Regions from separate parts of the Homo sapiens genome. Here region 1 is linked to region 2. A link is a loop called in an ENCODE intact Hi-C map of the cell type or tissue named here. Cell type or tissue: Caco-2. All regions are shown on one strand. Links, peaks and the distances in the headings refer to the core of each region. The heading gives the core; the rest is flanking DNA. Region 1 overlaps CCNJL (cyclin J like). Region 2 overlaps TTC1 (tetratricopeptide repeat domain 1).

Region 1 (15,586 bases), core at 11,632-14,131, 240 kb before region 2:
ACCACACCTGGCCCTTACTATAGATTTTTAAAATTACAATTATTATACTCACTTGTAAAGTGAGATCCAAAGAATAAAATAAAAATCCTTTTCCCAATCCCAGGTAACCCCTGGGAACAGTTTCTTCTGAATTTGATCTGGTGTATTTTTCTGGAATTGTTCCATGGATATACAAACACAGTTGATTCTCATTACGGGTTCTGTTCTTGCGAATTTGCCTACTTGCTAAAACTCTTTTGTAGGCCGGGTGCAGTGGCTCACGCCTGTAATCCCAGCACTTTGGGAGGCCGAGGTGGGTGGATCACCTGAGGTCAGAAGTTCGAGACCAGCCTGGCCAACATGGGGAAACCCCTTCTCTACTAAAAATACAAAAAAATTAGCCGGTTGTGGTGGTGGGCACCTGTAGTCCCAGCTACTCGGGAGGCTGAGGGAGGAGAATTGCTTGAACCTGGGAGGCAGAGGTTGCAGTGAGCCAAGATCGCGCCACTGTACCACAGCTTGGATGACAGAGTGAGACTCTGTCTCAAAAAAAAAAAAAAAAAAAAAAGTGGCGGCACTTTCGTGGTGCTTTGCAAACACGCACAGAGCTGTGTGTCCCATATGGATTGACCCATACCCATATTCCAAGCTGAGACCCAGTAAGAAGCACTCTGTCTTCTTCTTTCACCTCTCACACTGTAAACAAATGTGTTTTTAGTGGACTTAGTGCCACATTTTTCATATTTTTGTGCTTTTTGTTGGTGATTTTGGTGTCAACAAGTCTCCAAGAATAGAGCTGAAGTGCTGTCTAGAGCTCCCAAGGTCAAGAAGGCTGTGATGTGCCTTGTAGAAAAAAGCCTCTGTTAGAGAAGCTGTGTTCAGGCAGAAGTTATAATGCTGTTGGCCATGAGTTCAATATTAATGAATTAATGTATTAAACAAATACACAACACAAAGTTATAGGCTGATCAGTTGATGAAATGTTGTGATCAGAGCCTTGCAGGAACCTAACCTTGTACCTTCCCCTAGGAGCAGTGGTTCAGTATTCACTAATTCAGTGTTCACAATGGCTTTATAGAGCATAACTGACATGAATAACAAGAATTGACCAGATATATTTACACAGCTGGGTTACTGCTAAAGGTGCTTTCTTCATAGTATGTTACGGAACCTCTTTTTCCATCAGCGCTTGTGGATTTACTTCACTCTTTTTATTGACTGCAAAGTCCTTTGTTTTATAAACACTGTCATTTATGTAATGATTTCTCTATTTTTGGACATTCAGGTTGCCATCTCTTTTTTTCACTGCTGTACAGTGACTGGCTTTTTCCCTGTATCTTTGCAAACTTACATGAGTCTGTCTGTAAGATAAATTCCCAGAGGTGGAATTGTTTTGGTCAACAGGTAGGTAACACTGAAGATTTTGATAAGTAGTGCCAAATTGCCTTACAGAAGTTTTAACTCAACCAACAGCTGATGAGACCCGTTTTTCCGTAAATTTGACTTCATTTGTGGGAGCCTTTGGAACTGTTAGCATTGGTGGTACAGTGGTGAGCACAGCTGCCTTCCAGAAAAACATTTATTTGACTTACTCTCTACCTAAACAATAAACTATAAAAGAACAAGCAATGTCTCTTCTCCATCCCGGCCCCTCACCCGTGTCCACTTGGGGCTTCTCTTCTGTGCTCCCAGCCACGAGAGCCTTTGCCCTGCATTTCTGCCTTTCCCTATCCAGGAAGCACAGACAAGGAATCCTTTCCAGACTGATTGCTTTTAGTGCCTGTTAAGCCTCATGTCTTAGGGCAGATACCACTAAAAGCTATTGCCTGCCAGGTACCTGCAGTGGGGCTTCAGGAGATTCTAGGAGAGGCCTGTCTTCCTCCCAGTAAACCAGCATCACTCCCCTTTGCATCCTCCATCCCCCACTCACCCCTGCTTTGATTACTTGGCAACTGTTGCTTCTGAAAAGCAGCTTCTTTGACAACAAGGCAGGGGACGGGATGGGGTCTCCCCACTGGAGATTTCAGAAACTTGAAAGCAGTCTTAATCCTTTCTGGTCGACAAGGATGAATGAATATGCTGCTTCCTAGCCTGGAGAAGTTAAATACATCAGCTCTCCCCAAAGCTGGGAATGCTTGAGATGCCTCCACGGCTCTAATTGTAGGCAGCAGCTGCAAATGGGGCAATATTTCCAGGTGGTCTTTTTCAGGGGTGTATTTCTGACAAAACATGAGATTTATTGATAGAATTAAACCTAAATCTTCAAGGAAACGTGGCAGCGCCCTTGCAGGAGATAATTTAATAGCTCCCTACATCTCATGCAAGAGTGGTCAGGAGGAAACTCCATTTCCTTCCTGCCGTGGAGAGCATTTGAAATGCTTGAGCCTTTCAATGTTTGAACATTTCAGGAATCAGAACAGGTCTTACATTTGATGTGTGCAATTAAAGTGACTATTGCTTATCTTTCTTCCAAAACACTGCCATGACATCAATGGTGCTTCTCTAATCAGTGACGTTTGCGTGGTGGCCACGCGGCACAGGGCAACTGGAAAAGGTGGTCTGTCACATTAGTGAGGGCCATGCTGAGCAAATCTGGGCACGGGGCTCGAATGTCACAGCACAGTGAGCGGAGGACATGGTGATTTTCCATTTCCTGTTCCCATCTCTGCAGACTGGCAGGCTTAGAGCTGTTTCAGGGGAGGGATTTTGTGTAAACTGCCTGTCAGACAGCTGGCTGGGCCGGAAGCTCTTAAATTGTTCAATTTGCCTTAGCAAGTTTAACACCCAGACCTGTTTGTCCAGGGCCTAACTTTCCGGGCTCTGCATGGCTTTTTTTTATTTTAATTTTATTTTTGTTTTCCGGGAGTGGGGGTTGTATTTCAAGCTGCACGAATAATTAATTGAACATGCGGTGTTCAGGAGCCCCTGATCGCAGCAGCCCACCCCTCACCACCCAAGCACTTACCTGTCAGTATTGTCAGTTGTGATAGCTAGCACTGGCAGGGCAGCTTTGGTTGATTTTGAAATCCGTTTCAGACTCGAACGAGATATGTTGGCCTATTCTATCCCTTGGTGCTAAGATTAGAGATTATTTTTATGTGTGGAGCATTTACCTGGATTTTTGAGATTGTCTTCAAGGAGTGTGTGTTGCCTCCCTCCACCTCCTAAATCTTAATTTTAATTACAAGCATTGTGGTGTCTAGACAGGAAAAGTCTCTCTTTGTCACCGACATAGTGAGGTTTCTGGGACTTTTCTAGGAAAGTCTGATGCCTCCCGACTTGTAGGTACTTGTAAAACAGGTTCATGCCGAGATATTCTTGGACTGGAGCAGACCTACGTTCTGGAATGTTCTCTGGCAGTTATTCTGCTAGCTCTGGCTTCTAGATTCCCAGCAGCAGAGTCTTGCCTTCTGAGGAGTTTAAAGTGTTTTTATCAGCAGGAGAGTAATATTTGTTCCTGTAGAAAACCAGAAGATGGGAAAAAATAAAAATAACAAAATAAAAATCACTTGTAATCTCACTACATTTCTCTTTTCTATAATCGGAACCTGCGGGTGGAGGGTAAATCCTAGCCTCAGTGGTGATGGGATCGTTAATGTTTATTGAGTGTTTGTTTATTTTTATTTATCTTTTTGAGGCAGGATCTCACTCTGTCACTCAGGCTGGAGTACAGTAGCATGATCACGGCTCCCTGCACCTCAGCCTCCCAGTACCTGGGACCACAGGCGCGTCCATACCACCAGGCCCTGCTAATTTTTTTTTTTTTCGAGACACCATTTTGCTCTGTCACCCAGGCTGGTGTGCAGTGGCGCAATTTCGGCTCACCGCAACCTCCGCCTCCCAGGTTCAAATGATTCTCCTGCCACAGCCTCCTGAGTAGCTGAGATTACAGGTTCCCACCACCTCACCCAGCTAATTTTTGTATTTTTAGTAGAGACAGGGTTTCACCATATTGGTCAGGCTGGTCTTGAACTCCTGGCCTCAAGTGATCTGCCCGCCCCGGCCTCCCAAAGTGCTGGGATTACAGGCGTGAGCCACTGCGCCCAGACTTTTTTTTTTTTTGGTAGAGACAAGGTTTTGCCATGTTGCCCAGGCTGGTCTCTAACTTGTGTGCTCAAGCAGTCCACCAGCCTCGGCCTCCCAAAGTGCTGGGATTATAGGCATGAGTCACTGTGCCCAGCCTATATGTCACACAGTGTTCTGAATTTTTTACACAGATTTACTAATTTAATCCTCAAAACAATTCTATAAGGTAGGCTGTAGTTGTATTTTCCGCAAGTATCAGAGGAAGAATCCGAGGCCCAGTAAGTTAGGACACTTCCCTAAAAGCATACAGCTCGGATGTGCCTAGTAATGGGGACACAGGTTGTCACCTTGGGGTTGACTCAGTGGTTCTCAGCCACTGTACAACTATGGCCCTAGTTGTACAGCCAGACCACGTCCTTCCTTGGCTGTGCCAGGAAGATTCAGGTCAGAACGCGGAGAGATTGCTGGGAGACTCCTGGGCACACTTCCTTCTGAGCCAGCAGAGCAGCATTTGTGCTGACCCCGATGAAAACATCAGCCCTCAGGACCAGCTCTTGTATCTGGAAGCATCTCCCCTCTGAACCACAAGGGCGGTACCCAAGATGGCCTCTCCTTTTCCTTCTCCCTGTTCCCCGCATAGGTCGGAACAAAGGATCAGGGTCCCCAGTGCCCACACGTTCAGCGCAGCAGTGCCGTCAGACCTGGGCCAGAGGCAGCCCCTGGTGAGTTAGGAGTGAGCTTTCTTTAAAGCAGTGACACCGAAACCTTCTTTCGTGACAGGAGATAACTCCTATCCTCCGTACGAGGACAGAAGCACTTGTGGGATGCAGGCCCCAGATGCCAGCTATTCGGGTGACAAATGGCCCCCACCCCGCAGGCCCTGCTTTCAGTCAGTGACACTTATTTGGGTCACGTGTAAAGCGGAGCACAAAGGAACCAGGGGTTGCCTGAGGCCGCAGTGTGATGTCATCACAGCAGTTTCTCCTTCCTGACACAGGGAAGTCCTCCCAGCAAGAAGGGAAGCCCGTGGGTGACCCAGCTGGCCGAATGCCACCTCTGACCTAGAAGGCATTTTCACAATTTCCTCCTAAAGAAAACAACCACCCACAACCTCACCTCTGGTCTCTTTTTAAAACTGGGCTCAGGAATTGATTCAGCCTGTCAGAAATGGGCTTGCTTTCATTCTTTCATCCATCCGTCCTTCCATCCATTCGTTGATTATTTATCAAGGCCTCTGTGCCAGAGACTGGAGATGCAGCCCTGCTCTTGAGAGAGGAAGGAGAAGAAGAGAGCTTTTTCTTGATTTCCTGAGGGAGAAAGGAAGCTCAGCCAGGCAGGGTACCCAGATCCACCTTCACACCAGGTCTACCCAGCGGACTTTGGAAGCCCAGGAATGGCTGGTGTTGGAGGCCTGTTTCTCCAGGATGTTTCCTAACTACAGGATCAGAAATGGGCCAGAGATCTTGGATGCAGCTACAGCAGGTCCTTAAGGGGACTTAAGGGGAGGCTACCTGGCCTCCAACCCCTGTGGTCCTCTCAGCTTTCTCCCTTCCTTGAGCACCACTGAAGCACCCTCTTACAGATGAAGGGTTTTCTTGCTTTGTCCCTGGCTTTCTCTCTCCCCTACACCAAATCTCATCCAGAAACCAAACCACTGTCATTGTAGCTGTGACTGTCATTACAGGGCTGGCTCTGAATTGAGCACAAGTTTACAAAGGGTGCTGTTCTAAGCACACTAAGCCATCATGTCACCCTCACCACAATTCTATCTACTTGTCTTCTTCCCATTTCACAGATGAGGAAACACAGGTCCAAGAAGTTGTGACTTACCCCAGACCACATGGCTAGTAAGCGGCTGCCACTCCGTAGAATCCAGGACAGTCATCATCAGAGTGTGGGCACTGCCCGCTGCACTGCCTTACACAGTAAAAACAGCCTGCCAGAGCATGGTGCCCTCAGAGTAGTTTCACACCCTCTCCATCAATTGCTCAAAATCTGTCTCCCCTGGTTCCTCAGAAAGACGCTTGTCTGCTGGGCGTATGAGCAGTGCCTTTTTTTGCCAAGAGTAGGAAGCACCTTTCTTGCCTTCAATAACTGCAAGAAGTCAAAGAGAGTTTCTGTTTTTTAAAAAAAGTCAGGCTGGGGAGCACCTTTAGTACAAAAAGTTTCCTGTTAGAGAGCCACTCCTTTGACTTAAATGCTATCATTGGAAGAAAAAACTAAGTCCTGTTGATCATATAGCTCTTTAGTGGAAAGGCTCTGGAATTAAATTGCTAAGTAGCGTAAGCAAAGGAGAGATTGAAGTCAAGAGAATTTGTGGAAGGGCCAAGCATGGTGGTGCATGCCTGTAATCCCAGCACTTTGGGAAGCCGAAGCAGGAAGATCACTTGAGCCCAGGAGTTCAAGACCAGCCTGGGCAACATAGTGAGACACTATCTCTTCAACAAGTAAACAATTTTTAAAAATTTTTTCAAAATTAAGAGTATTTGTGGAGAACAGGGCGGTTAGATGGGGTGAAGCTGAAACTAGCCTGACACATCCATGGAAGTTCCTCCACCCAGATAGATACACTTATTATGGAGCTTATAGGATTGCAGGGGGCCTTGTGACTGTATATAAGGTTTCCTGCTTATGATGTAAAAAGCTCGGGACTTTGGAATCATTTATTCATTCATTTTTTAAAATACACAAAAGCTATTATTAATTTTATGCTAGAGGCTGTGCTAGGTGAACAGGATCTGTGGTGTTCTGCAAGACAGATTTGTTCCCTACCCTCATGGAGCAGACAGACTTTTAAATGCTGCTTTGTCCCTTATCAGCTGGGAGATCGGGGTAACTCAACCTTTCTGAGCTTCTGTTTCCATGTGGGAAACACCCCCAACCTCCCAGGGTCGTTGCCAGAATCAGCTGAGAGCATCTGTTAAGGGCACAGCAAGCACAGTTCACAGACCCCCTAGCCCACCCAACCCTGCAGTAAATAGATGTGTGGTCCAGGGTCTGCCAGCACATTTGATGCCTGCTGTGCGTTGGGCCTCGGGATGCAGCAGAGAACCAAATGCCAAACGAAGCTCCCCGCCCTCCCAGAGCTCACATCCTGGTGTGTGGATTCTCTGCCTCTTGCTACCCAGTGGATTCTCTGCCTCTTGCAACCCAACTGGGTTACCTGGGAAAAGTCTCACCCTGGGGGAGGGGGACATCTGGGAAAGGCCTTGGACGCAACACTCACTCCCCTTTCTTCCTCCCGGACTGTGAGCCTTGAAATCACCAGCAGGAGGCCAGAGTTCAAGGTCACAGTCCTGGGGAAAGGAAGCTGTAACGACTCCAGTCCACTCCATGCATTCCAGCACAGTGTTGACTGTGGAGTCGGGTAAGGGTAGGGGAGCCTTTTGTTGGGCCTTTTTCAGCCCCTTTTTCAGAACCTGTAAGAAAATATTTCTAGATAACAGGACTTGAGAAGATCCCGGGTCTGGAGTGCAAAGAATACCATGTTCAATAAATAATACAGCAGCTGCTACCATTTATAGAGCACCTCCCACATGCCCGTCATGTTACCTGGGACACTCCTTGCACCCTCCCTACTGCCCTATGAGGTGTGGGTTTCCAGGTGATTGCCCAAGATCACACAAATGATACCAGGAGTGAGGATGGGAAACTGGCACTTGAGCCCCTGCCCTGCCCCTGCTCCAGGACATTCCTGCCTGTTTCTGGTGGGGACCTCCCCCAGAATCCTGGCTGTCCCTGGTCACACCGGCTCCAAGGCCATAAATAAAGCTGGTAGAAGTTCTGCCTTTTCTGGGGCTACTTTTCTCCACTCCAGGAAGGAAGAATCTGAGAGAAAAAAGCATTAGCATCAGAAAGGTCTCTATTGAGCCTGGCCCTGCGTGGGCTTCCACCCCTGGGACACTGGCCTCCCTTGCCAGCAAAGGCTGCAAAGCTGGGAAAAAGCCCTTTCAGCCAGAGCTTTCTCTTTCCTCTTCTGTCCCTGCCACCTGACTGCGTAGCACTGCCCACATGCACCTGGGAAGATAGATGTCAGGCCCCACCTGGGAAAAGGCAAGGCCTGGGTACCACTGGGCGGTCCTTGATCCCTCTGACCCGCCAGCACCATCTTTCCTTTATCATCAGCACCTGCAGGGTAGGCTGGTGGCTGCTGGAGGGGCATGGGGATAGCTATGGGATCTCAACTTCTGATAAAAGTCTGGTTCTCATTCTCAGATAAAATGAGGAAGAGATTTTTTAATAGGAGAGCGGCCATTCTTGTGGAAGAATAGCTTTGCTTGTTTTTAAAGGCATTGCATTTCTTTTTTCTTTTTTTTTTTTTTTTTTCCCCTGGAGACGGAGTCTCGCTCTGTCGCCCAGGCTAGAGTGCAGTGCCCCGATCTTGGCTCATGGCAACCTCTGCCTCTGGGGTTCAAGCAATTCTGCCTCAGCCTCCTGAGTAGCTGGGATTTCAGGCATGCACCACCACACCCAGCTGATTTTTGTATTTTAGTAGAGACAGGGTTTCACCATGTTGGCCAGGCTGGGGCATTGCATTTCCTTTTTTTTTTGAGATGGAGTCTCACTCTGTTGCCCAGGATGGAGTGCAGTGGCGTGGTCTTGGCTCACTGCAACCTTCGCTGCCCAGGTTCAAGCGATTCTGCCTTAGCCTCCTGAGTAGCTGGGACTACAGGCGCACACTACCACACCTGGGTAATTTTTAAATTTTTTTAGTAGAGACAGGGTTTCACTATATTGGACAGGCTGGTCTTGAACTTCTGACCTCGTGATCCGCCTGCTTCGGTCTCCCAAAGTGCTGGGATTACAGGCGTGAGCCACCACACCTGGCCGGCATTGCATTTCTTTAGGGAAGAAAAGTAGCCAGCTGTGGCTTTAAAACCTGTTTCTCTTTAGCCAGGAAACTTTGGCCTAATCTCTGAGCCTGGGTTAAGCACCTGAAAGGGCAGCAGGTAGCCCTGAATGGGTCCATCAGTAGGCATCTTCCCACGCATGAAGGACTTTTGGGGGCATTCGTGGGGCACAGTGCAGAACACGGTCTGTCTAGTTGGGGGTGGGCCGCGCTCAAGCCTGGGCAACAGGAATGAGAGAATGCTGAATTTCTACAGAACCTTGTTCTGTGCTGGTTACCTTTTTGTTTTAAGTTTTCGGGCTTTTTTAAAGGCAGTGTAAATGCTGATGACTGTTGGCACTGGGTAATAACATTCAAGGGAGTTCATTATAGTAACATTTCTCTCTCTCTTTTCGTATATTTAAAATTTTCTAAAATGAAACGGCTTTTTAAGCAATTAAAAATAACTGCTTCTCTTGGCGCTAATTCAGAAGAGTCAGGAATCCTGTTTGGTCTGCCTTGAGGCTTGATTGCCAGGACAGTAGGTAGAAGATAAGCCAGTCTTCAGAGTGTTCACCTTCATAGAGAAAGAAAGTAGAATGTGCTTGCCAAGGACTCGGGAGAGGGGGGACCTAGGAATTATTGTTTAATGGGGACAGAGTTTCAGCAGGATGAAAAGAGTTCTGGAGAGGGATGGTGGTGATGGCTGCCCGTCATTGTGAGTGTCCATATAATGTCACTGAACTGTACAGTGAAAAATGGTAAACTTTATATTATGTGTTGTCATAAGTTTTTTCTAATTAAAAAAAAAAAAGCCAGTCTGTAAGCTGGATCCACAGCATCTTGCCACCACGGCCTCATCTGTGGTTAAGCATGTAGGCCACATGGATGGATGCATGGTCATCCTCACCTGCCACGAATTGCCCAGGAGCTCTGTGTGCCAGCCTCAGGAAATGGTGTTAGGGATCAGCCAGCCACATGCAGAAAGGAGGGCACATAAGAGGCATCACTTACAGGCACCACCGTCACCACCAACACTGGGGGTACACGTGCGTCTGCCTAGCCTCCGAGAGCCAGAGAAGTGCTTCACTAGGTTTAGAATGCTTTTTAATCTTATAAGTATGTTGATAGTGACTAGGCACAGTGGCTAATGCCTGTAATCCCAACACTTGGGGAGGCCGGGGCGGGCAGATCACTTGAGCCCAGGATTTCGACCAGCCTGGGCTCTACTAAAATTACAAAAATTAGCCAGGTGTGGTGGCGTGTGCCTATATACCTAGGTACTCAGGAGGCTGAGGTGGGAGGGCCACCTGAACCCAGGAAGTTGAAGATATGGTGAGCCGAGATTGAGCTACTTGCACTCCAGCTTGTGCGACAGGAGTGAGACCCTATCTCAAAAAAAAAAAAAAAAAAGAGGTTGATAGGGCTCCTGCTGTTCCAATTTAGGACAATGTGAACATCAAAAAGAAAAATGTAGATGGAATGATATGATTTTTAAAACTTCCTTTTCAACCCCCAGTATAATAATTTATTCAGAAAAGGATCATCCATGGATGCAAAGCCATTGAGCTAAAGGTTGTTGAGAAACAGGATATTCACAAAGTGTGCCCTCCCAGATTATTTATTAATTTCCCAGGGAAGCTGGTACCTTGAACTGGAGCAGTCTCGTGTCACCACCTTAATCAAGTGATCTAACATAAGCCAGGACAAAGTGACGTTTCCTAGGACTCCTGCTATGGTCCAGTGGGTGAGAAGGACAGAACAGCTTCTGTCATTTGCTTGCCTGTACTGTTTGACCTGCATCTAATTGTGAGGAAACAATCAGGCAGATCCAGAATGTGGAGCATTTTACAAGACAACTGGCCTAGATTCTCCCAGAGTCAGTGTCATGAAAAGCAAACGAAACAAGGGGACTTCAGCGGTAATAGACTCCATGTGTGAACCTAGTTTGGATTCTGGATCCAAAAACACAAAACAAAGGTTATAAAAGGCATTTTTAGGACCCCTGGAGAAAGTCAGATGTGGACTGAATATTAGAAAATGTGATTGCATTAATGTTCATGTCTTAGAAATGCTAATAACATTACAATTTGTAGGAAAATGACCTCAGGAACGGATGCTGAAGTGTTCGGGGTGGCATGTCACGTCTGCAACTTGACTAGAAATGGTCTAACAAAACCAGTATTTACAGACAGAATACACCTAGACAGAGCACACATGGATCAGGGTCAGCAAGGGCAGAATCTGGTGAAGGGTCCTATGTGTTCATTGTTGTCTTTCATCTTTTCTCTGATTTGAAAATTTTCGAAATCAAAAGTGCATCAGAGAAGTCAGAGATTCCATGGCTATTGTCTGGCTTGGAAGGACTCAGAATTCTGTTCCCAGCCTCTCCCAGGGGACTCGCCTGAAGTCTTCTAGGCATCTGTTGCCTGTGCAGTTTGTCGATAAGGAGGAAGCAGCTGAGTAACGGTGCTTGGTGGTGGCAGCGCTGGGGACAAGGGGCCAGCCCCACTCACAGTCCCAGGAGGAAGGGAGGAAATGTCTGCCAGGCACGTGCAGCATCAGGAAACTCATAAAATCTTTTCTGGCTGCTTTTTAACTGCTGGCCAGGCCAAGCCCAGGTTAACTCTGAAGTCTGCTTCTGGGTGTAGAAGCTGAGTTCTCCCATCAGCTTTTTCTCTGAGCCTCTGAGGATTGTAAAGAACCTACCTAGAAGGTTCCTGCCACGAGCAAGTGCATGACCAGCTCGAAGCACAGCCCATTCTGTGTGCCGGGGGCTTGTGAAGCACTTTCCATTCTGCAGCACCATTTTATCTTCATGTGGGACAAGGTCCTACAACATAAGCAAATAAGCAGCCTGTCGAGTTTAGTGCTCGTAGGTCCAGGGCAAACTCCTGAGGATTCAGACCCAGCACTGCCTGGCTGTGGCCTGCCGTGTGCGTTCCCAGGAAGCAGAGGGAGCAGGTGAAATCAGATTCCGCAGTAATCCCTGGTGCCTTCCATTGGAGGATAATCCTCTTGGGCCTGGTAGCAGAGCTCTGAAAGGTTTGAAAAGCGAGGAGGGGAGGAGGAAACTAATCTGATTGAGCACATCTGCCAGTTCTAAGAGATTGCTGGCTGCCAGCAGTGCTGTGCAAGGGTCTTAGTGCCACCCCAGTACAGTGCACCTTCACCTCGCCACCTCCTGCTCTGGGGAGGGAAAGAGCTCGTTTCTGCTGAGTGCATGCAACCAAGGCTGGCTCAGCACAAGATTCAGGGGAGCCGGGGCAACTTTGGAAAAAATAAATAAATAAAATTCTTCCTTTTAAAAACTGCACAAAGAATACATGATCATTGGAGAAAAAACTGGGGAATACAAGATCATCAGAGAAAAATTCAAATGGCCTAAAATATCTGTTTCCTGAGAGGACTATTCATTCATTTAACAAATATTTATTGGGTACCTACTATGTGCCAGGCATGTGCTGGGAACTGGTGGCACAGCAGCGAATGGGTTGGACTCAGTTCCTATTCTTACAAGGCTTAGAGTCAGATGCCAGCCATTCATATTAATACTTGATGTTAAGCAAGTAATCTAAGTGTAGGAAGTCCGTTTAATATCTGGAGGTCTCTAAACTGAGCTCTGGAGGACACCGATAAGGGGGGTGAGGGGAAGAGCATTCCCAGCCCGGGGAGGGGTTGGAGTCCCACGTGGCTGGATCCTGTGCTTGAAGAGGGAGTGTTGGGGGGAGTATGGGGGGAGCTGCCAAAGCCAATAGAGCCAGTCGGCCAGAGCCTCAACCCTGGGATTTCCAGCCATGCAGGAGGCTCTTCCTCTCTGGGCAGCTTTGACCTCGCGTTGGCCTGCCTGAGTTGTTCTTGTGTGCAAGACAAGAAAGTGTGTACTTCGGACACAGCACCATTGCAGGCTGAGTGACTGGGCTCCGGAAAGGGATGGAATGTGTGCTTGCTGTAAACTGCATGGTGCGGGGCTGGTAGTGCCTCTGCCCTTCACTGTCTTGTACATTTCCAATCACTAGACTCCTCTGCATCAAAGACCAGAGCTCTGTGTCAGGTCGTCGTTACCCACCGAGTGGGCTGCTGCAAGGCTTGCCGAGAAGGGAGCAACCCTGGCTTGCTGAGACGTGGTTGATTCATTCTGCAGTGACGTCTTTTGAGCCGTCCTCAGGAATGTGTTGTATCTACTGTGGAGCAGCCTGTGGTGGTTACTTCCTTATCTCCCCTAAGCAGCATGAGAGATGGGAACTGGGTCAGAGGCACTTGCAGCTGGGAGCAGGTGCGTGCATGTGTTGTTTGCCCTTCCCTTCGTGAGCACTGATGTGTGCTTTGAGGTCAGCTGGGCCGCCCCAATGCCTCTTTTGGCATTTACTTAGTGGCAGCTCCACACCCCATGAGGCTGGCCTTGGGGTCATGGGTGAACAGACCGAGGCCAGGCCCTTGAAGGCCTCACCACCTGATGTGGGAGTCGTACAGTACAGGGGGCTGGTGTGGAGGGCGTCTTCTGAGAGGCAGGGACTCCAGGTGAAGGACAGGTCAGGGTTGGCTGAGTGAGGAGGGGATGGGGAAGGGTGCTCCAGGCCCAGGGGGCTGTGTCAATGAAGGCTTATAGGCAAGAACTGCCAAGGACAGGGTCCACGGCCACCTGTGGGGTGGTTTTCCCAGAGTGAGGAACATTGAGGCTGGAGAGGCCCACAGTCTGCAGAGCCTCACGCAGTGGAAGCTGTCATGCCCCCCCACCAGCCCCTGAGTCTTGACCCTCAGGGCACAAGGACCTCCCATTGTTCCCTGAGAGCATCCACAACTGATGACTGCCGGGGTTGCTATGTAAATGCCTCTGCTCTTTAACCCGTGGGTAGGATAACCTGAGGCCTGTCTTAGGCTGTTTCTCAGAATTCCTCAGTAGGATTAAGCTCGGGTTGTCCACAGTGGTGACTCGCTTGTGTCCTTTTGGGCTTTCTTCCCTTTCCTGTTCTCGTCCCCCACCTACCGATCTTTCCTGGGCTTACCTTCCAAGACCTGGAAACCAGAGGGAACCCACACTAAGACCCCGTTTACACAGTTTGAACTCAATAGCCAGGATAGCGGGAAGCCATTGAAGAGCTTTTCTACACGTGGAGGGACAGGGCCAGGTTTGCGTGGCCATGCTGACTCTAGCCAGGAGGTTGGATTGGTTAGGGCCAGATGGAGAGTAGGGAGGGCACCTTATTCCCCAGCCCCTGGCTGCTGCTGCTGACCGCTATCGGCTGCTTTGTGTTCCAGAGGCTTGTCTGAGCATTTGGTTTGCATTTTCCCATTGACTCTAACAAAAGCCTTATGAAGTATAGGTTCCATCTTACAGATGAGGAAACTGAGTCACAGAGAGGTTGAGACACCTAGCCATGATCCCCCAGTGGGAAGTGATGGCTTGTGGATTCAAGCCTAGGTTTGACAGATCTGGAATGTGTGCTCCTATTCCTCCGCAGTCTGGCCTGTCTGCTTTCTGTCTTCTTTGCCAGCAATGTCCAGGCACTGTAAGGTGGGCCGTTAGCTTCCTGGGTTCAGGTAAATGTCTTCCAGTAACCCCTGCTTCCCCTGCTCCCCGACAGGTAAGTTCGAGGATCGGGAAGACCACGTCCCCAAGTTGGAGCAAATAAACAGCACGAGGATCCTGAGCAGCCAGAACTTCACCCTCACCAAGAAGGAGCTGCTGAGCACAGAGCTGCTGCTCCTGGAGGCCTTCAGCTGGAACCTCTGCCTGCCCACGCCTGCCCACTTCCTGGACTACTACCTCTTGGCCTCCGTCAGCCAGAAGGACCACCACTGCCACACCTGGCCCACCACCTGCCCCCGCAAGACCAAAGAGTGCCTCAAGGAGTATGCCCATTACTTCCTAGAGGTCACCCTGCAAGGTGACAGCTGGGACCCGATGGCAGGACCTCCCACCCCTTCCCCACCACCCAGGGGTCGGGGTCAGGCGGCTCTAAAAGGCATGTCCATCCAGATCAGGCCTTCTCACTGGGGCCTGTGCACCCAGATCACTCTTAACTTTGCAGGCAGTAAGCAAAGAAAGGGCAAGGATTCGCCCAGTAACATGTAAAAGAGAAATAGCAACTTATATGCAGGCAGCCAGAAACCTAGAAACTTACAGATCAACTGGTAATTTTTCTTACAGTAACCTGAAACATTGCAAATGAATTAAATAGCACAGATTTGCAGATCGGTTATTCTCAAATAGCGGCCATCATACAGATAGTATGGGGAGAGGGAATTATGTTTACATCTGTTTTAGCAATAAAAGTTACCCTGTTACTTGAAACTTACTTGAAACTTGAAACTCAGTCTTCCCAGTGTTTTAAAATCTAGATGTTAACTGGGTCAAAAATACTGCTGATAGGGGCGGGCGCGGTAGCTCACACCTGTAATGGGAGGCCAAGGCGGACAGATCACGAGGTCAGGAGATCGGGACCATCCTGGCCAACATGGGGAAACCCTGTCTCTACTAAAATACAAAATATTAACCGGGTGTGGTGGTGCATGCCTGTAGTCCCAGCTATTTGGGAGGCTGAGGCAGGGGAATTGCTTGAACTCAGGTGGCGGAGATTGCAGTGAGCGGAGATTGCGCCACTGCACTCCAGCCTGGCAACAGAGCGAGACTCTGTCTTTTTTTTGTTTGTTTTTTACAATAGATATTTATTTAAAGTAAAACAGCTGCAGACCAAATAATTCTTAAGATTGTTTCAGGTTTAACCATCTTCGTAACAGCTGCATCCACAG
Region 2 (15,586 bases), core at 7,113-9,612:
CCAACCTACTCAAGCTATGCAACACAAGTCCTCTCTGCTAGACAGTCTGATCTCACTATTGTCTCTCAGAGCTTACCATGCTTATCCCTCATTCCATTTGTTTGCTTATGTGTCCCCCATGTCCTTCCATGGAATAACTCTTCCATATCCTCCTCCTAATTCTCTAACACCAAATTTTCTGTAGTTTTCAAAGTCTAGTACAAACCACAGCTCCTCCCTGGGGCCACCTTTCAGTTCTTTTCCCACATTACCTTTCTTTGAATGCAGACTGTACATACTGCTTTTGATTTTGTAATTCAATTCTGCCTCACAGATTGTTTTAAATTATAAACACAATAAAAGCACTGCAAAAAATTTGGAGTGTTACTTAATGCTTAAATGGTTTCATGTGTTGTAGAGCGCTTTTTGGCCCTCAGACCTGGGCAGAAGAGGCTCCTGTCAAGGCCCTCCTCTCTGGTGGGCCCCACCCATATCCCATACGGCCCTTTTAAACTATGCTCCAGGTACTGAGTTCTCTAGGATTTCCAGTTCAAGCCTCCCTAGCCCACTTCCAGGATCTGCATGGGCATTTTACCTGGGTTTATTCTCCCAAGGGTGAACTTTGTTGCAGGTTTACATAATATTCCAGGTGTAGTATTCTGTACTTTGCCTACCTCCATATCTTTGTACTTTGTACTTTGTATTCTGTACTTTGCCATATCTCCAAGGAGTCCTAGATCAATTTTTACTTATTTATTTATTTATAGTCAGGGTCTCGCTTTACTACCCAGGCTAAAGAGATCATGGCTCACTGCAGCCTCAACCTCCTGGGCTCAAGCAATCCTCCCACCTCAGCTTCCCCAGTACCTAGGACCACAGGTGCACACCACCACGCCTAGCTATTTTTTTTTTTTTTTTTTGTAGAGATGGGGGGGTCTCACTATGTTGCCTAGGCTGGTCTTAAACTCCTGGGCTCAAGTGATCCTCCCACCAGAGCCTCCCAAGGTGCTGAGATTACAGGTATGAGCCACCCCATTCAGCCGAGTCCTGGATTCTTTTAGTGTGGAATAGTGTTTAGAAACAAAGATCTGGGTGTTAGTGTGTTCACTGTTACTAGGGTATTACTCCTTTTAGGCCCTTTCAGTGAAGAAACCCAGGAAATACATCTTAAACAAAATGAAACCCTTATGAGTCAAAAGAACACATACAAGTGAAATCCAACAACCCAGGATTCTTCCTCACATTCCTCCACAGTGAAAACTCTGGTTCTCAGAATAGCCACTTTACTAATTTGCTCTATCCTACAAGAAACAAGAGTTCCAAAATTACTATACAAATATCATTACCAACAATGAACCTACTATGTAAAGTTCAAGGTTTTGTTGCAGTCAAGAGTCTGTGTCCAAAGTTAATGGAATTATCTTTTCTATATAATCTATTCATGATTGTTATGTTAACTTGTTTCTGTTTATGGTCAATTTTAAGGCTTAGTTTTTTTCTCATCTTTTCTGATTTTTTGAAAATTAAAAAAATTATTTATACAGTTCAAAAATAGGTGGAATTTCTGATGTGGTGAAGTAAGGAGGTTGTCAAATCCTTTTCCCTAAAGCCAACCACAAAACTGGGCAGGCCAGGGGCAGTAGCTCACACCTGTAATCCCAGTACTTTGGGAGGTCGAGGTGGGCGAACTGGCTGAGTCAGGAGTTTAGACCATTCTGGGCAACATGGCGAAACCCTGTTTCTAGCAAAAAGCCAAAAAAATTAGCCATGTGTGGTGGTGCGCACCTGTGGTTTCAGCTACTCTGGAGGCTGAGGTGGGAGGATCGCTTGAGCCCAGGAAGTTGAGGCCATGATTGTGCCACTGCACTATAGCCTAGGTGACAGAGTGCGACCTTGCTTCAAAATAAAAATAAAAAGAATAAGTAAACTTGAAGTTGTATCGAAAGAAATTATCCAAGCCAAAGAATGAAAACAAAAAGACTGAAGAAAAATGAACAGGGCCCTCTTGACATGAATGGAAGACCCAGAAGAAGGGAAGAAAGAGAAGAACAGAACAAATATCTGAAGAAATAAAGGCTGATAACTTTTTTTTTTTTTTTTTTTGAGACGGAGTCTTGCTCTGTCGCCTATGCTGGAGTGCAGTGGTGTGATCTTGGCTCACTGCAAGCTCCGCCTCCCGGGTTCACGCCATTCTCCTGCCTCAGCCTCCCGAGTAGCTGGGACTACAGGCAACTGCCACCACACCAGGCCAATTTTTTGTACTTTTAGTAGAGACAGAGTTTCACAATGTTAGCCAGGATGGTCTCGATCTCCTGACCTCGTGATCCACTCGCCTCGGCCCCTCAAAGTGCTGGGATTAAAGGCATGAGCCACCGCGCCCGGCCAAGGCTGATAACTTTAAAATTTTGATGAAAAATGTTAATCTAAAGATCCAAGAAGCTCATCTCAGTGAACCTCAAGTAGAATAGAAGATCTACATCTGAAGACACCAGAGTATCAGAGTGGTGAGAGAAAAAGACAAAGAGAAAATGTGAAAGCCACAAGAGAAAAATGATAGAAGAGAACAAGACTATTAATTTCTGACTTCTCACCAGAACAGTGGAGGCCAGAAGGCAGTGTAATGATATACTTAAAATGTGAATGAGAAAAATTTTCAACAAAGATTATACATTTAACAAAACTACCTCAAGATGAAGGAAAAATAAAGACTTTCACAATGAACAAAGAAAATTTACTGCTGTGAAACCTGCCTCACAAATATATTAAAGTCCTTCAGGCTGGAGGAAATGACAGTAGATGGTCACTCAAAACCACAGGAGGAAATGAAGAACATCAGAAACGGTAAGCAGATATAAGACTCTAATATTATTTTCTCTCTTCTTTAATTTCTTTAAAAGACAAAAGATTATAAAAAGCTGTAATTATGACACTCAGTGGTTAGGTTTACAACATATATTGATAAAATGTACATGACAACGATAGTTCGAAGTGGAGGAGAGGAAATGGAGCTATGCTAAAGCAAAGCTTCTATCAATATATTTCACTGAAATTAGGTACTATTAAACTAAAGTAGGGCTGGGCACAGTGGCTCCTGCCAGTAATTTCAGCACTTTGGGAGGCCAAGGTAGGCAGATCGCTTGAACTCAGGAGTTTGAGAACAGCTTAGGCAACACGGCAAAACCCCATCTGTACAAAAAATACAAAAATTAGCTGGGCATGGTGGTGTGCACCTGTAGTCCAGCTACTCAGGAGGCTGAGGTGGGAGGATCACCTGAGCCCAGGGAGGTGGAGGCCGCAGTGATCCATGATTGCACCCCTGTACTCCAGCCTGGGCAACAAAGTGAGACCCTGTCTCAAAAAAAGAAAAAGAAAAAAAAAAAAGAATCCCGAAAAACTAAAGTAGACTATAAAAAGATGTGCATTACAATTCCTACAGCAACCACTAAGAAAATAGCTAAAAAGTAAGCATAGTTAATAAAATCCAAAGTATTAAAATAGCATGCAGAAAATATTATCTAATACAAAAAGAGGCAGTAAAAAACAGGAATAAAGAACACATGAGACTTGTAAAAGACAAATGACTAATGTAAATCCAAACATATCAACAAGCAGATAAAATATGAATGGACTAAACAACTCAAAGAGCAGAGATTATCACACTGGATTTAAAAAGATTCAATTATATGTTGACTATAGGATGCATACTTTACATTCAAAGACATATACAGGTTGAAAATAAAAGTATAAAAAAAAGATACTGTGTAAACAGCAACCTTAAGTAGCTGAAGTGCTATCAGACAAAACAGGCTTTAAGACAAGATACATTACTGGAGACCAAAAAAGGGGATATTTCATAACGGTAAAAAGGTCAACAAATTGGGAAAATATAACAACTATAAGTGTATTCGTATCTAACAGCAGAACCATAAAATATATAAAGGAAAAACTGACTGAATTCAGAGGAGCAACAGACAATACAACATTAGTTGAAGATTTCAATACCCCAATATCAGAAATTCTTTAAACAACCAGAGGTACAATACATATGGAAAAACATACAGAAATGTACAGCTTAGTACACTGTTGCAAAATATACATTCACAAAACTACTATACAAATTAAGATAGAGAACACTGCCAGAACCTCAGAAGCTTCCAGTGTACTCCTTTCTAAATTCTCTCACCCCGACATCCCTAGCCAAACAACTTTTCTTCATAACTTGAAGGAGCTAAATAATTGAGGTTGTCATACTTCTATAACACTGTGGAATGTATGCTTGCAACCTTTAGAAAACCAAGTATCTAAAAATGATTTTTAAAGAGCTCTTCTAAGTTCTATTCTAGACCTGAAATATTTTATGGTCTATGCTCACCGAATTCTGACTTACTAGCTATAGTTAACAGTTCCGGATTGCTTTTACCTGCTAATCATTTAATCCTTATGATCCCACTTTACGCCAAGTTAAATGATAGAGCTAGGACAGATCTAACATTTCCAAGTTCATATTTTTAGGTGAGGTGGTGCACATCTATAGTCCCAAGTACTTGAGGGACTGAGGTGGGAGAATCGCTTGAGCCCAGGAGTTGCACTGGCAACGAAGCTAGACCCTATCTTTTAAATAAAACAAAGCAAAGCAAAGCAAAACAAAACAAAACAACAAAGTTCATCCTCTTAACTACAAGACCATACTGTCTTCCACAGGTGTGGAAATAAAGAATTGTTTGCAGGAAGTAGAACTGAGTAATGCACAGAAGCTGCTGCAAAAAGGTGAACTCACAGAACTTATATGCTTCATAGTTCTAAAGAAAAAGTCACTTTTAATTCCCTTGGTGTCAAGAACTAGGGCATTTGAAAAGGGGATGACACTGCTCCAAAACATGTTATTCAGTTCCAGAGCTCTGACCTATAGTCATTTCGAGACCTATGTTAAAAATAAATCTCACTTGGTGTGGTAGCCCATACCTGTAATCCCAGCACTTTGGGAGGCCAAGGAGGGTGGATTGCTTGAGCTCAAGAGTTTGAGACCAGCATGGGCAACATGGCAAAACCCCGTCTCTACTAAAAAACAAAAATTAGGCCAGGTGCGGTGGCTCATACCTGTATCCCAGCACTTTGGGAGGCCAAGGCAGGTGGATTGCCTGAGGTCAGGAGTTCGAGACCAGCCTGGCCAACATGGTCAAACCCCATCTCTATTAAAAATATAAAAATTAGCCAGGTGTGGTGGCAGGCGCCTGTAATCCCAGCTACTTGGGAGGCTGAGGCAGGAGAATCACCAGAACCTGGGAGGCAGAGGTTGCAGTGGGCTGAGATTGCACCACTGCACTTCAGCCTGGGTGACAGAGTGAGACTTCGTCTCAAAAACAAACAAAACAAAAAAATAAAAATAAAAATACAAAAATTAGCTGGGCATGATGGCTCATGCCTGCAGTCCCAGCTACTCTGGAGGCTGAGGTGGGAGGATCACTGGAGCCCAGGAATTTGAGGCTACAGTGGAATTATGGAATCGTGCCACTGCACCCCAGCCTGGGGGACAGAGCAAGACCTGGTTTCAAAAAAACAAAGCAAAACAAAACAAAAACAAACCTCTTCCTCACTGAATCAAGGGCTTGGACCACAGGACTTAGGCTGTTCTATTATTATTACTGTTACTCTTGAGGTGGTAGCATCACTTGAGCACGAGTTTGAGACCAACCGGGGCAACAAAGCAAAACCCCATATCCTGAAAAAAAAAAAAAAATTTAGCTGGGTGTGATGGCAAGCCCCTGTATTCCCAGCTATGAGGGAGGCTGAGGCAGGAGGATCACTTGAGCCCGTAAGTTTGAGGCTGCAGTAAGCTATCATTATGCCACTGTGCTCCAGCTTGGGCTACTCTGTCTCTCTTAAAAAAGATAAAGGAACTGTCATCAACTAGAGAAAACTAAGGCAACATGAAAACTAAATGCAGTGGATCCTGGAACAGAAAAGATGATGTTCATGGAAAATGTGATGAAATCTGAATAAGGTCTGCAGTTTATAGTGTTGTAATAATGTTTATTTCCTGGTTTTGATAACTGCACTATGGATATGTAAGCTGTTAAAATTAAGGGAAGCTGGAATCTATTTTTTGCTACTTTCTGAAAAATGTTATTTCAAAAATAAAAAGTTAAAATAGAACTCTCCACCTGGGAAATAATTTTTATCTTTCAAGAGCTAAATATAGTCTCCAGTAAGGACATTAAACCCCTACCTCAGTAATGAGAGTTTTTCAACATACTTATGGCACAGAATGTGTAGGCACTGTGCTATGTACACAGCACAGAGAAGGCTCTACCCATTGCCCATCCCCCCACACTTACATGCTAACCAGAGTATATTGATTGAACACTACCTGCAAGAAGTGTGGCTGTAAAGGCCACTTTGCAAAAGATTGTTTCATGCAACCAGGTGGGACCAAATACTCTCTGATACCTGATGAGGAAGAGGAAAAGGAAGAGGCAAAGTCAGCAGAGTTTGAGAAGCCTGACCCCACAAGGAATCCTTCTAGAAAAAGAAAGGAGGAGAAGAAAAAGAATTGGAAGTCATCTGACTCTGACAGCTCAGACTCTGAGAATGATACAGGCAAGAGGGCAAGGCACACATCAAAAGACAGCAAGGCAGCAAAGAAGAAGAAAAAGAAGAAGCACAAGAAGAAGCACATAGGAGTGGAAAGATTAGGCAACATGTGACATGCCTTGTGCACACGGCTTTGTCCCCATTGAGCCTTGTATTTGGAAGCTTAGTCACCTGTGTCCATCTGGATCTGTTTCGTGATAAAACACGAAACTACCTAAAATAAAAAGGTAAGCAGAGTTACATGTCTCCCTAGCTGAATTATAAGTTTCTTGACAGAGAAAACCATATTCTTCAAGAAAACTTCAGCCTGGGCAACACAGCAAGACCGTGTCTCTCCTAAAAATAAAAAAAATTAGCTGGGCGTGGTGGCTTATGCCTGTAGTCCCAGCTATTTGGGAGGCTGAGGGGGAAGGATCACTTGAGCCCCAGAGGTAGAGGTTACAATGAGCCATGATTGCGTCACTGCACTCCAGCCTGGGCAACAGAGCAAAACTCTATTTCCAAAAAAAAAAAAAAGAAAGAAAACCAATTTTGCCTAATTTTTTTTTTTTTTTTGAGACAGTGTTTTGTTCTGTTGCCCAGGCTGGAGTGCAGTGATGCAATCTCAGTTCATTGCAACCTCCGCCTACCGGGTTCAAGTGATTCTCCTGCCTCAGCCTCCTGAGTAGCTGGGATTATAGGCGCACACCACCAGGCCCTGCTATTTTTTTTGTATTTTTAGTAGAGATGGGGTTTCACCTTGTTGGTCAGGCTGGTCTTAAACTTGACCTCAGGTGATCCGCCCACCTCGGCCTCCCAAAGTGTTGGGATTACAGGCGTGAGCCACTGCACCCGGCCAATTTTGTCTATTAATTGCAGGTACTAACAAATGTCTGCTGAATGAATAACTCAATTTCTAGAATTACCCCGAATCTGTAGCATATGTGGGTTAATTTTCATTTAACTAACAAAGAAATAAAGGTGGAAACTATTACAAGTGTCCTTTCTGAATAAAATTAGCAAATCAAGGATTTAAATATTATAAACTTCTTTACATAAAGAAGATATTCTATAAAGAAGACAAATTACTGTAAATACTAGTTAGGATGAAAAATGGAAATGGTATGCTACTATTGCTAAGTGAAGAGTCTTCCTGTAAAGCAAATATCCATGACTTGGCTATAATCTTACCTTGTAATTTCCTATTTACTAACATAGTACCCCTATCTGCTTAATTACCTATACTATATTAGATGCCTGATTCCATGGCTGTGTAACTCATTCAATGAGCTAAAACTCATAATACTTATTATGTGCCAAACATTGTGCTAAGAGCTTCAAATGGATTGATTCACTTTCTTAAAATATTAGAAGTAGCTTGAATATAATTTTTTAATTGACAACAAAAAAACCACCCTCCAAAAAACCCAAAAATCCAAGCTAGAGAACTTCAACTGATATAATTTAAAATCCTGGGTAGCATGGCAAAATGTTAGAAAGTGCTTCTCTAGTCCCTTATAAATAAACCACTCTTCAGCAGACTACAATGCAGTGGCTGAGTAGGGTATTTCTTTTACTTTAGGTCAGTGAATACAACATAAACACACTTGACTTTGAGCTTATAAGTGTATACCCCATCTATCATTATTAAATAGTTAAAAACTTGCATGAAATACATTTAAAAAATAATCTCATATTTAAATAATCCTATGGTAAGCATGTGCTCAACAGACAAACAGGGGGAAAACCAAGACTCTCACTCCGGCAAGCTTATGTCCATATTATAAATCTATCAGCAGCTCTCTGCTGCCCTCTGCAGTTTTGTGAAGTAATTGCTACAAAATAAAACGGCATACACTTTATGCCAAGCACAGTACCCAGGGATCACAGTACCCAGAGATCAATAGCTGGAGTAAAAGAGAGCGTAAAGAGAGGTACATACTTGCTCAACTGCTGGAAAGTGGAGGCACATGCAACAAAACTTTCTGCTTTAGTCTTATCTAGGTGGGACAAGAAAACTACACTTGGAATGCAAATACTGGAAGGGCTAGGGACATCAGTTCTATAATTATTTTGAAGGGAATTCCTTATCATTAAAAAAATAAGCTTTTGGTTTTGTCTTCTTTGAAATCAGATATCACTTGCTTTACATACATAAAGACATATCTGTTCTTTCCACAAGTCACCTTTACAGGTCCTCTAGGGAGGCATGAGGGAGGATCTTTGGATCTAAGCCACAGTTAGAACCTGCCTCTCAGTAGGTGTTATCCTTCTGAGGAAAAAAATGACTGATCTATGAGGAATTAATCTTGGAAATAGTCCCTTGTTTCTTAAATCAGAAAATTCTATTTCCCAAAACTCAATCTTTAACAGAAATAAATTTTCTATGTCAGGACTGCTTAAATTCGGCCCAACAAGTTGTTTTTAGACCTTGATCAACGGATGTAGGTAAAAGAAAACCTCCTATTCAGTTCTTCCGATGTTGGATGCAGTCAATGTACGGGTTAGGTCAATACTTCTTGTTTTGGAAGCTTAGTCATCTGTGTCCATCTGGATCTGTTTCCCATGGTGTGGCCACAGTTCTTCCTATATCAAAATTACCTGGGAGGCTTGCTAACAAAACAGATGCCTGGTTGTTGCCTCACAGGTGTGTGGTGTCAGACACTTCTCAGGCTGTGCATGGTTAATACATTTCCTGTGATGCTTAGACACAATAAAGTCTGGAAACCACTGATCTACACAAAGTGACCTTTCTTAATAAACACAGGAAATACTGAACGTCATTTTAACTTTTCTGCCAGCAAATAATGTAAACACACCTCACTAACTTCCAAATGTTTTAGAGCAGCGGTCCCTACCCTTTTTGGCACCAGGGACTGCTCTTGTGGGGAACTATTTTTCCACGGACTAGGGTCTTGGGGAAGGGGGTGTTCATAATGATTCAAGCACATTACATTTATTGTGTACTTTATAATTATTAAACTGTAATATATAATCAAATAGTTATACAATTCACCATAATGTAGAATCAGTGGGAGCCCTAAGCTTGTTTTCCTGCAACTAGACGGTCCTACCTGGGGGTGATGAGAGACAGTGATAGACTATCAGGCATTAGATTCTTGTAAGGAGCAGGCAACACAGATCCCTTGCATGTGCAATTCACAACAGGGTTCACAAGCCTACGAGAATCTAATGCTACCATGGATATGACATGAGGTGGAGCTCAGACAGTAATGCAAGCGATGGGAAGTGGCTGTAAATACAGATGAAGCTTCGCTCACTAGCCTGCTGCTCACTTCCTGCTGTGTGGCTGGGTTCCTTACAGGCCACAGACTGGTATCAGTACATGGCCGGGGGTTGACGACCCCTGTTTTAGAGCAAGCAACCCTTATTTCCACTGGTTTAAACTTAGCATCAGGCCAGGCAGGGTGGTTCATTCCTGTAATCCCAGCACTTTGGGAGGCCAAGTGAAAGGGCCTCTACAAAAATAAAAATAAACAAACTTGGGATCAGAAATCTAAGCTCCTTCTAGGATTTGATTTAATCGTTTGTAGACAGCATTAAGTTCAACAGTGGTAACTCTAAGAAGTTGGTAAAACTGACCACCTTAGTTCCAAAGGATGCCTATTAGAAATGAAAGAAAAGGAGGCTGGGGCGGGCGGATCACTTGAGGTCAGGAGTTCGAGACCAGCCTGGCCAACATGGTGAAACTCCGTCTCTACTAAAAATACAAAAATTAGCTGGGTGTGGTGGTGGGCACCTGTAATCCCAGCTACTTGGGAGGCTGAGGCAGGAGAATCACTTGAACCTGGGAGGCAGAGGTTGCAGTGAACCAAGATCATGCCACTGTACTCCAGTCTGGGCGACAGGGCAAGACTCTGTCTCAAAATAAACAAACAGAAAACAACAACAACAAAAAGAAAACAAGAAATGAAAGAAAAGGGAGGCAGGAGGCAGGGCACAGTGGCTCATGCCTATAATCCCAGAACTTTGGGAGGCCGAGGTGGGTGGATCATGATGTGAGTTCGAGACCAGCCTGGCCAATATGGTGAAACCCAGTCTCTAGTAAAAATACAAAAATTAGCTGGGTGTGGTGGCACACGCCTGTAGCCCCAGCTACTCGGGAGGCAGAGAGAGAATCGCTTGAATCCGGGAGGCGGAGGTTGCAGTGAGCAGAGATCGCACCGCTGCACTCCAGCTTGGGCAACAGAGAGGGAATATCCATCTCAAAAAAAAAAAAAAAAAAAAAAAGAATGAAAGAAAAGGGAAACAACAAAATCAGAAAGGTTGCTCATGACGTTAACAGGACTATGCAGGCCACTATGGAAGAAGTTACTGAGAACTTTTTGGAAGCAATCGAGAGTATTCCCTGCAAACACATCCACAGCCACAACATTAATTAGATTATGAAAATGGTGCAATAGGGTGGCAGAAACATGGAAATCCAAAAGATTAAGTAATGTGGAATTTAGGAAAAATGACAGAGGGAAGAGACTGAAATATAACATCTGTTCTAAACTGAAACTTCTAAGCTTTGATAATGGTTCCTAAAGAGAAAATGACCTTAAAGAATAATCCTTAAAACTTTCAGAGCCTAATGTTTTAAAATCCCAGATACCAGGCATTCTGAATCCATGTTCACCAAGCAACAGACTTTTGGATCCCTTATGTGTACATGTAAATGAATACCATTTGCAAACCACTAGTGAAAGGGAGCAAACCCATTGAAATGACTAAATCTGCATTTTGGCTTACAAATAAAAAATGTTTGTTTGCAGGAAAGAATTAAATCACCAGAACCTGGATAAGTTCAAAGTTCCTTCATCTTCTTCATATTAATAAAGGCCACACCATCCATCCAGTAGCTGAAGACAAGGAATCATTCTAACGTCTCACTCCATCCCGCCAATCGAATCCACTGCAATGTGTGGTCTGCTTTACCTCTGAAATATATCCCAAAATCATACACTTCTCTTCAGATCCACAGTTCAAGCTACTATCATCTTCACTGGGCTACTGCATTAGAGCCTAATTGGGCTCAAATGTTCTATTCATGTCCCTCCTCCATCCTCATACCCCTCCATTCTCTGTATAAGAACTGAATTCTCTTATTAAAATGTAAATAACTTCCGTCTCTCCCTGGCTTAAAATTATCCATCTGTTTCCTTCTGCACTTGGAAAAAACTTCAAGTTCTTTACTACGGCTTAGGAACTATTCCATAATCAGACCCTTGCCTACTATCAGCCCACTCTCTTCCTTAATCATCATGCTTCAGCCATCGGCTCTTCCATTCCTTGAACATGCCAAAACACCAAACTTGTTGTTACTTTAGGGCTTTATTCAACTGCTCTCTTTGTCTGCAATGCTTCCCTCTCAGACGGTCACACATTTGGCTGCTCCCAGTGCCACCCTCCCCTAAGTCTCTGTTGAGAGGCCACCTCTCCAGAGAGGCTTTCCTGACCAGCCAATCTAAAGCAGTCCTCTCCACCTGTCTTAGTCAGGTTGCTATAACAAAATAACAGACTCAGTAATTTATAAATAATAGAAATTTATTTTGCACAGCTCTAGGGGCTGGAAATTCCAAGATCAAGGCACCAGCAGATTTCGCGTCTGGTAAGGGGCTTGTTCTTTGCTTCAATATGGTGCCTTCTTTCTGCATCCTCACTTTGTGGAAGGGGAGTAGAAGGGCCCAACAGGTTCCCTCAAGTCTTTTATTGGTATACTTTATAAGGATACTAATTCTTCTAATCACCTTCTAAAGGCTCCACCTCTTAATACTACACATTGAGGATTAAGTTCAACATGAATTTTGGAGGAAAACATTCAAACCATAGCACCATCCTTCCAACCCAACCCATCCTTCATGTTAACATTTTGTCCTAATTCTCCAATGAGAGAACAGAAACCCTGTCTTGTTCACCACTGTATCCCTCAGGGCCTCAAACAATGTCTAGTGGGTGGAAGAAATGTAAATATTACTTGAATAAATGTGAGAAAAAAATTTCTGTAACTTATAAGGCCAATTATTGGCTCTCATGGGGGAGAAAAAGATGCTATTCATTCAACAGCTATTTAATGAAGGAAGATTGTGCAAAACCTGTGACAGTGGTCCTCAAGCCTCAGCATGTGCATATGAATTACCTAGGAAATTTACACATGAGACCTAAGAAACTGCACTGTGACAAGCAGTCCATAAAAGGCGATTTTCTTATGGAATCAATACTAGCATTCTGCAGTATGTGCCATAGGTCCTAATACTATAAACACTTGCTATGGTCTGAATGTGTCCCTCCAAAATTCATGTTGAAATAATCCCCATTGTGTTGGTATTAAGAGGTGCGTCCTTTTGGGATGTGATTAAGTCATAAGGGTTCCAACCTCATGAATGGATTAGTGTCCTAATAAAAGAGGTTGAAGGGAGCTGCCCTGCCCCTGCTGCCATGTAGGGACACAAATGGTGCCATCTGTAAGGAAGAGGCCCTCACCAGACACTAAAATTGCTGGCACCTTGATCTTGGACTTCTCAGCCTCCAGAATTATGAGCAATAAATTTCTATTATTTATAAGTTATCCAGTCTAAGGTATTTTGTTATAGCAGCTCCAACACACTAAGATAGAATTTTTGTATCATAATGTTATTATTGCAATTCTCTTCTGCTGCTACATTTGTCCTTCACCTTAGCCAAGCCTCTCAGAACCAGTTATTTGCTTCACATACCTAGTACATCTCAAATGTTAGCTAAAATTCCATTCCTGTGGGTAGTTATATCTACATTTAAGCTTTCACAAATAGTTAAGATTTACTGCTGAAATAAACACACGAATACACTATACTCTCTGAGAGCTTTTCCTGTTTTTACCAAATCTTAACTGCTTTCCTCCTCAATTATTCTTGATTTATGAGTCCTGCTGAGAAGTGACACTACACTTGAGCGTGAATTATCTTCCCAGCCACAGGACAAGTGAAGTTAGCTTGATTAACAGACTTTGGCTACTATTATTTGGTTGTGTCCAACAAGAAACCTTTAATACTACATAGACCCTGTACGGAATAGCACTTCTTTCCCAAATCATCAGGGGTCAGCTTCATGTGCTTTTGTGGTAGGGCACACAGTTTGGTTGTAAAGTAATCAATTTTTATTTATTTATATTCTTAAAATGGAATAATGTAATACAGGCTTACTGAAAAAAAAAGCAAATATTACAAAATTGCATTACATATAAATTAAAATTCCCTAATAATCATACCTCTCAAAGTTACTTACTGCTTATACTTTGGTGTATATCCTTCAAATTTGTATGTATAAACATATTTTCACATAGCCTTAAAAGAAATCATCACTGTTGTATAACCTGATTAATTAATTTGACATTATATTACAGGCAGCTTCCCAGGTCAATACCTACGATTCATCTTTTTAAAAAAATTTTTTAAATTATTTATTTATTTATTGAGACAGAGTCTCATTCTGTCACCCAGGCTGGAGTGCAGTGGCGTGATCTCGGCTCTCTGCAACCTCCGCCTCCTAGGTTCAAGCAATTCTCGTGCCTCAGCCTTCTAAGTAGCTGGGACTATAGGTGTGCACCGCCATACCTGGCTAATTTTTGTATTTTTAGTAGAGATGGGGTTTCACCATGTTGGCCAGGCTGGTCTTGAATTCCTGGTCTTGAGTGGTCTGCCCACCTTGGCCTCCCAAAGTGCTGGGATTATAGGCATGAGCCACTGCACCCGGCCAAGATTTACCTTTAACAACTGCATTGTATACTACATAAATATAACAACAAAATTTAAGTAATACTCTGGGAAGAACACATTTTTCTCTCCTACTATACCCTCCCAATAGGTCTGACACCAGATGAGAGTGTTTTCCACACTAAACAATTCTCCAATGGACACCAACGGAGTGTCCTATAATTCAATTCAGTTCTGTCACTATCTCCAGGTAGACAGTGTCTGATCCCACAGGTTAAGAGTTTAGTCTCATAAGCCTGGCCCCACTTCAGACACTAATCACAAGTCCCAGGTTGTGACCTATGATTCCGACTGAATGGTTAGCACAGGGTTCTTACCACCCTCTCTGTGGGTTCAATAATTTGCTAGAATGGCTCACAGAACTCTGGGAAACACTTTACTTACACTTAGTAGTTTATTACAAAGGACATTATGAATGATATAGAACAGCCAGGTGAAGAGACACACAGGGAAAGGTAGAGGGAGAAGGGGTGCAGAGCTGCCACGCCCTCTCTGGGTGCTACCCTCTTAACACTTCCATGTGCTCATCAACCTGGAAGCTCATCAGATTTCTAGTTCAAGAGTTTTTATAGGCCAGGCGCAGCAGCTCACACCTGTAATCCTAGCACTGTGGGAAGCTGAGATGGGAATATTGCTTGAGTCCAGGAGTTCGAGACCAGCCTGGGCAACATAGTAAGACTTCATTTCAAACACAAAAAAATTTAGCAAGGTGTGGTGGAAGGCGCCTGTGGTCCCAGCCACTTGGGACATTGATGTAGGAGGATTGCTTGAGCCCAGGAGGTTGAAGCCTCCAGTGAACTATGATCGCACCTCTGCACTCCAGCCTGGGCAACAGAGCGAGACTTGGCTCAAAACACAAGAAGAAAAAAGCTTTAATGGAGCTTAATCTCCAGCACTTGCCCTCCTCCTTTCCTGGATTTTGGTAGGTGGTGCCAAAAGTTCCAACCCTCTAAAACTCTAATCACTTAGTCTTTTTGGTGACTGGCCCCATCCTTCCTTAGGCTATAGATAGGCCAGATCCTAAAAGTTATCTCATTAGGATGAACTCAGGTGTTATCAAAAGGGGTACATTAAGAATAACAAAAAAATACACTACACTATCAGAAAATTCCAAGGGTTCTAGTGGCTCTGTAACAGGAACCAGGGACAAAGACCAAATAAATTTACTATACTACAAATACCCTGTTTAACATTGTCTAGCTTTCCAAAATTATGAATGATGCTGCAACACATCTATGTATATACATTTGTGTATATTTCTAATAATTTCCTTGAAATAAATG

Evidence for each region. Hi-C counts contacts between places; a loop is a spot of excess contacts. Peaks named below come from ENCODE experiments on the same cell type or tissue, not always from the same donor. Only the 100,000 strongest peaks of a DNase experiment are listed, where the experiment ranks them.
Region 1: it touches region 2 in a loop (2.3-fold over the local background); 2 of 110 quality-filtered maps call a loop at or near these places.

The regions. Positions count from the first base shown.
Region 1 is chr5:160,258,604-160,274,189 of GRCh38, reverse strand. It overlaps CCNJL (cyclin J like), which reads left to right. Exons shown (of 6, transcript NM_001308173.3): 4 at 14,419-14,721. LOC105377691 (a long non-coding RNA gene) reads right to left here and starts at 5,924. Exons shown (of 3, transcript XR_007059027.1): 1 at 5,836-5,924; 2 at 5,122-5,265; 3 at 3,125-3,436. It also overlaps the pseudogene LOC727947. RefSeq lists an enhancer at 12,780-12,919. In Caco-2, for the core only: no CTCF peak of the experiment used is centred there; DNase peaks (open chromatin) are centred at 11,739, 13,109 and 13,609; H3K4me3 peaks cover 378 bases.
Region 2 is chr5:160,014,795-160,030,380 of GRCh38, reverse strand. All of the region lies in intron 2 of TTC1 (tetratricopeptide repeat domain 1), which reads right to left. It overlaps LOC124901124 (a long non-coding RNA gene), which reads right to left. Exons shown (of 2, transcript XR_007059025.1): 1 at 11,350-15,586; 2 at 2,845-6,784. Among named protein-coding and RNA genes, the nearest start is that of TTC1, 13 kb to the right of the region's middle. RefSeq lists a silencer at 1,693-1,860. In Caco-2, for the core only: a CTCF peak has its summit at 8,352 (motif pointing left); a DNase peak (open chromatin) is centred at 8,330.